Linked DNA regions of Homo sapiens: region 1 is linked to region 2. Evidence: chromatin contacts called from ENCODE Hi-C or POLR2A ChIA-PET data. All regions are on one chromosome and are shown on one strand. Each heading gives the region's core, a stretch centred on a gene start or an enhancer-like site at or near the end of the contact. The rest is flanking DNA. Distances are from core to core; before and after follow the strand shown. Region 1 has its middle 22 kb from the start of TSPAN33. Region 2 overlaps TNPO3 (transportin 3).

Region 1 (3,242 bases), core at 67-2,566, 110 kb before region 2:
ACTGTCTCAAAAAAATAAAAATAAAAATAAAAATAAAATATTAAAAAGAAAATGCAGAAAATGCAAAGATTTCTAGGAGGGATACCCAGACCAATATCTGCACTTCAAATCTTAGAAGTTAAACATTTATCAAGACATGATTCTGTACACCCTCCATTCAAGCCACCAGAAATCTGAGACAGAATCTCATGTGTCTGAGACTCGACCACTCTGATTTTGAAGTGAAATTATTTCAAATGCTTAAATGGGTAGCACTGAGTGTTTGTCTGTTATTTTTCCAAGCCCAGCACCTATTCCCCGTTCTGGTACCAGCATGCTAGATTTCCTTTGGGATGCCACCCCACCTCCTGTCTCAGGCTCAGTGAGCATGGGAGAGATCTACCCTTCCACCTGGCAGGTGGAACGCCGGACTCTGTTCTGGCCAATCAGAGCCCAGGGATGGTTATGCGCTCTAACTTGGTCCAGTCAGAATGAAGCCTCTAATTTAGTTGGGGAGGAGGACCATTACTGAAAGGGATTCCCTCTCTCTTTTGCTGGGACCCCCTGGGATTACAGATGACCTGCAGCCACTGGGGGCTACCCCAGGGCTCCTGAGAGAGAAGGTAACACTGAGGAAAGGTAGAGCTGAGACAGGGTTAAACCAAGTCCCAGTGACATAGTTTGAGCCACAAGATCAGTGGTGCCTGAAACAAGCCCTAACCTTAGACTTTTCAGTTATGCGAATCAGTGAAATTGTGTGGTTGTTGTTTGTTGGTTTGGTGTTTTGTTTCATTTTGTCTAAGTCAGATAAAAATGGATTTTCAGTTATCTTGAAACTGAAAATCTGCTGACTGGCACGCCATCCCGCTGGCTTGTGTGCTGTGCACATTAACAAGACTCACCTTTTCTTAGGATTCATCCTATGTGCAAGATTACCAGGATGTAGCCAGATTCAGGATGCCTGTTTTTATAGCTTAGCTACAGAGTTTTTCTTCACCTCTAGCAATTGCCTATGCCCTTTCAGCGGCCTCAGCAGGGAGAAGCACAGTGGGACTCCTTGAAAGGCAGATCCAGAAGGCTGGTTATGTGGACAGTTCACCACAGTTAACTGGGGTAACCACAGTTGGCCTGGGCAGTCCAGAAGCAGATGACCCACCCCCATACTGTGGGCAGCTCTTCCTGCAGTGCTTAACTCCAGAAAAAAACCCTCCACCAGTTCCTTACTAAGGTGGTAAACAACCCTAAGAAATCTGGCTCTCTAAGCTTGGGACAGCCAAGAAATGAGTCAGCCTTCTGGAGAAACCCCCCTTGCCACAGCCTGTGCTTCCCCATTTCTGCCAGGGCCCCAGCCCCAGCCCCAGCCCCCATGTCAGTAAAGCCTATGCATTTCTTTCAAGAGCATGACAAAACCTCATATCTGAAAAGCACTGAAGTGCTGTACCTCTTTCAAAGTACTTGTGCATTCATTATCTCATTAGGATACCAGATTTGCTATTTTTTTCTTCAGATTCTTTTTTTTTTTTTTTTAACTCAAATCCAGCAGAGTTTTTTCATGTGGTTCTCAATGAGACTTGAGAAGAGAAAATCAGAATTCAATCCAAAAGCACAGCTTTTCTAGAGACATAAATATAATCCTCCTCTCTCATGCCAAAAATAACAAGGGGGCAGAGGTTAGATTCTAGAGGAAAGAACATTGAGTGTGAACTGAAACCTTTCTAGTTACAGATCTACCACTAAGTAGCTGTGTGACCTGGACAAGCCCCTTAATCTCTCTGCACTTCAGTTTCTTCCTTTGTAAAATGGCAGCATTGAGGCTTCCTGGGAACCCTGGCCTTGATATTTTCTAAGCATCTTTGAAGCTCTGAGGTTTTATGGCTCGGTGAATTGTAGAATCTGAGGAGACTGATTTATAAGCAAGTTGGCACGTTTTTTAAGCCCAGTCATTCCTTTGGTGTGTGCAAGGGAGAGCCCCTGCTCAGAGTGTCAGGAGCCATAGCACATTGGGATGTAGACTGAGCATGGCCCACTTCCCAGAGACCCCAAGGCCTGCCTTAGGCCCACCTCTGATGGTGGTGGTTGGTTGGTGGTGGTTAGTTGGTTAAATGAAGGGTGAGATCCTGACCACTCACTAAATGCTGAACTCTTGATAGATTAGGAGGAAGCTCTGCTATCTGTGGGATGAGGCACAGCAGATGATGTGGTTTGGCTGTGTTCCCACCCAAATCTCATCTTGAATTCCCACATGTTGTGGGAGGGACTGGGTGGGAGATAATTGAATCATGAGGGCAGGTCTTTCCCATGCTGTTCTCATGATAGTGAATAAGTCTCATGAGATCTGATGGTTTTAAAAATAGGAGTTTCCCTGCACAAGCCCTCTCTGTGCCTGCTGCCATCCATGTAAGATGTGACTTGCTCCTCCTTGCCTTCCGCCATGATTGTGAGGCTTCCCAAGCCATGTGGAACTGTAAGTCCATTAAAGCTCTTTCTTTTGTAAATTAGCCAGTCTCGGGTATGTCTTTATCAGCAGTGTGAAAACAGACTAATACAGCAGATGTCAGATTGGTTCTTGGAATGGAAGGTAAGCGAACTCTAGTGTTTACTGAAGACAGGGCCTATGTAGGGATTGGCAGGGTAGGGTGGTAGGCCCTATTTAGCAGTACAGAGACTGACCCAAGGCACTTTTCTTGCTGAGTTCAACCTTCTTTTGCAACCCTTTCTTCTGGCAAGTGCTTTCTGCCCAGTGGGGAGGTGAAAGGGTCCCTCACCTTCATGAACCCCTTCTGTGTGAATATACCCTCCAATAAATCCTGGCTCTTCTTTCCATTTCCAATGACTACTTTGAGAAATTAGGATGTCAGTGGTTCATCTTGTCTCATGCAAGCCTGAATTATGTATTCTTTAAGAACAGTGACTATGATCCATCAGACTGTCTTCCACCTGTCATTCAGCATGGCTTTGGCTCTGAACTCTCCACCAACCTTTTTCCTTCCCTGCAACACACACATTCAAAACTAAAATAACCCATTACCACCACCACTAACAACCCCCCCCCCCAACCATCCCATTATAGATCATATCCTCCCAGGAAGTTTTTCTTTGTTCCTAAATTAATTCATACCAATGTGGTGATGGCCACTCAGGCTTGTTACTTGTCTACCTGCCCTACCACGACTCTAAATATGTATTTCCATTTTAACAGGAGATGTTGGATCCAATTTGTCAAAAACTATCTCATTAAAGGAACAAACTTGTTTCAGCATCAG
Region 2 (3,083 bases), core at 188-2,687:
GATAATTTTCTGAAGGGCTTAATTCTATACAATTTTTTTTTTTTGTAGATATAGAGCTTCTCTATGGTCTCAAACCTGGTCTCAAGTGATCCTCTCTCCTTGGCCTCCCTTAATGATGAGATTACAAACGTGAACCACCACACCCAACCTATAGGATATAATTCTTTCCTAGAATCCTGATTGAGAAAAACTGAGAGGCTTAGAGGATTAGTTTTTTAAAGTTAAATATTTTGGGCTAGAATATATCATAGGTACTTGATGCTATGTCTTAGTATATATACAGCGTTCAGTTGACCTTCTATTAGTGATGCTAGGGTTGACCACTGGATTAAGATGAAAGTCTGTTCCTTCCATTTTTAAAGTTCACTTTCCTCCTTTGTAATATAATGTAGTTTGTGTGATGGTAGCTTGTTAGTTTATGAATGTTCAATTCCCTATCAGACTTTAGCCTAATTGTTTTACATTCCAGTAGATAATCCCTACCTTAATCAATAATTTCATTATGGGCCAGGCAATGTGGTTTATGCTTATAATTCCAGCACGTTGGAAGGCTGAGGTGGGACGGTTGCTTGATGTCAGGCATTCAAGACCAGCCTGGGCAACATAGCAAGAGCCTGTCTCAAAAAAAAAATAATACATTAACCAAGCATGTTGGCATGCACCTGTAGTCCCAGCTACTCAAGAGGCTGAGGCAGGAAGGATCACTTGACCCCAGGAGTTCAAGGTGGCAGTGAGCCACGATTGTGCCAGTGCACTCCAGTCTGGGCAACAGAACAAGACTGTCTCTAAAAATAATAATAATTTCATCATGGGTTGCAAAATGATATTTGACTATTTCTGTTATTTCTTGTACATATAAGTTGGCATTCTTATGAGCTCCTACTAGAAAGGTAGGATAAATCTTAATTCTTTTCAAAATGAGGATTTATTTTAAAGCTGCCTTGAATTTTTTTTTTTCTGGCTTTGTCTTTTTGAAGTATGATGGACTCATGTTCATTTAGGTCCAACCAGGTGTCTCCTTTCCAAGTTTCAGAATCCCATTCTTTACCAGTCAGTTTCCTAACTTTCACATGAGAAGTGTGGAGGGACTGTAAATTCACCTGTTGTTTGTAATTCAGCAAGTCACACAACTAAGTTTGGTATACGAGTTTCAGCAGTACTAACTTTGTAGCTACAAAAAGTAAGAGCTGCTTTTAGACTGGGCGTGAAAGCTGTGGTGCTCAGACTGTGGCCTGAGGTGAGAGTTAATGGACTTGAATTTGTCATTTTCTTTTTGTAAGCACTTGTGAATTTAAAATAATCCCATCCACATGTATTTTGTGTCATGGTTACTGCCACAGCAGTCAACTACAGCAGCCACTTGGGCATTCAAGGCACGTGCCTGACTTAGCACATCATGACAATCAATCACAGGTGATATTTTGAGGAACTGTGATGCAGTCTGAAAAATATATTTCCTGTGGTGCTTAAAAATGTCTCTAATTTTGTCATGTAGCTTGTCATGTTATAGAACCCAGGGGATGAAATTAGTCCAAAATGGCCAAGAAAAAAATAGGCATGTGGCTGTAATGCCAGGTTCCAAACCCCTCTTAAGACCTTTTCTCATTTAGTTTCCTGCACACTCTCCTTTAATGATTACATTCTGTCCTATTTCTTGTTAGTATTATACTTTTGTGGTCTGTCCTAATGGACCCATTCCTAAACATGGTGTTGAACTTTTTGAAGTTTTAAACGTGTTTCTGCTTGCTCTCATAGCTAAACTGAACCTGTGCTTCTAACATTTTTGTCTCTTCACTTTCTATTTTGTTAATCTAAGATCTCAATTCTTATTTATCCCTGCTATCTTTTTACTGGTGAGCTCTTCTGGACTCTGTGGCATTTATCTTGAAGCTTTTGAGGACTTTAAGAGGCAGATTTTTAACATAGCATAGCTCTCAAAGAGGAACAGAAGATAACTGTTAGTTCTGATGTTTTAGAATGTATGTTTGATTTAATTTGCAGAATTTCATCTTTTCAAAGAGATTAGTTTTAGAAACAGGTTTTTTTCAGAATTTGGTCTTTCAGTTTGAGTCAATAGTTAGAATGTACAAGCAAATCCTTCCACTTGTACACATCATGTCTTATTAAAATTGAAATATCATTCAGGAAGTCTAAAGGCCAAGTGATTATGTAATGAGTTTATATCAACAGCATCAAAGATTCAATTGAGAGTTTGAGACAGGTTGAGGGGGAGAGAGAATGAGTATCAGCTCTTAAAGAGAAATCTCTCAGTGGCTCCAGTTCATGTTAAGGGAACTTAGTTACTCCGTTCATTTTGCTACTTTCAGCCTTGAACCGTATTAAATTAAGTGCTCCTGTGCATTTATTAGTTTACGTATTACATATTTAAATATATTGCATATATTAGTGTCATAGTCTTTTCTAAAAATTCTGGCCATTTTAGTGCCTGGCATCCCTGAATATTTTCTTTCTGAGTTTCAGGGGAACAAAGAAAGTCTTGAGTAAAAAATATCTAGAAGAACTTAATGGGGCCAGAACCATATTTGTGACATTTTCTTATCTCATCTAGTGTGTTTTCTGGTGACTTTTAAAGTGTTGTTTTATTTTTTAATTTTTTTGTAGAGACAGGGTCTTAACTTTGTTGCTCAGATTAGTCTAGAACTCCTGGGCTCAAGCGATCCTCCCACCTCAGCCTCCCAAAGTGCTGGGATTACAGGTGTGAGCCACTGCACGCAGGCTCTGATGACTTTTTACAAATACTTTCCCCTCTAAAGCAAGGGCTCTTAGTTCTTTCCTTTCCTGCCATTCTTCCTTCTTTTTTTTTTAGACAGAGTCTTGCTCTGTCGCCCAGGCTGGAGTACCATGGCGCAATCTCAGCTCACTGCAACCTCTGCATCCCAGATTCAAGCAGTTCTCCTGCCCCAGCCTCCTGAGTAGCTGGGATTACAGGTGCGTGCCACCACACCTGGCTAATTTTTGTATTTTTAGTAGAGACGGGGTTTCACCATGTTGGTTAGGCTGGTCTCAAACTCCTGACCTTGTGATCCACCCACCTCAGCCTCTCAAAGTGCTGGGATTACAGC

Evidence for each region. Hi-C counts contacts between places; a loop is a spot of excess contacts on that map. ChIA-PET counts read pairs that join two places held with the same protein, here RNA polymerase II (POLR2A). Pooled maps may share reads with other maps.
Region 1: a loop to region 2 is called in a pooled map, with 9 times the contacts of the local background. The contact joins two enhancer-like sites. A Hi-C loop is called at or near these places in 1 of 168 maps with a recorded cell type or tissue (OCI-LY7), 8 of 37 single-sample maps with no recorded cell type and 9 of 50 pooled maps. POLR2A ChIA-PET finds 5 or more read pairs at or near these places in 4 of 52 experiments (GM12878, PC-9, WTC11 and 1 more).

Annotation. Positions count from the first base shown.
Region 1 is chr7:129,120,830-129,124,071 of GRCh38, reverse strand. No RefSeq gene overlaps it. Among named protein-coding and RNA genes, the nearest start is that of TSPAN33, 22 kb to the left of the region's middle. RefSeq lists enhancers at 948-1,217, 1,668-1,837. Within about 2 kb of position 1,316, at least 2 of the 41 ENCODE cell types and tissues checked have a DNase peak (open chromatin) inside an H3K27ac peak, as active enhancers do; they include GM12878, where a contact is called at or near this core.
Region 2 is chr7:129,007,890-129,010,972 of GRCh38, reverse strand. The region is part of intron 4 of TNPO3 (transportin 3); the gene reads left to right. Among named protein-coding and RNA genes, the nearest start is that of TNPO3, 46 kb to the left of the region's middle. Within about 2 kb of position 1,437, at least 3 of the 41 ENCODE cell types and tissues checked have a DNase peak (open chromatin) inside an H3K27ac peak, as active enhancers do; they include GM12878, where a contact is called at or near this core.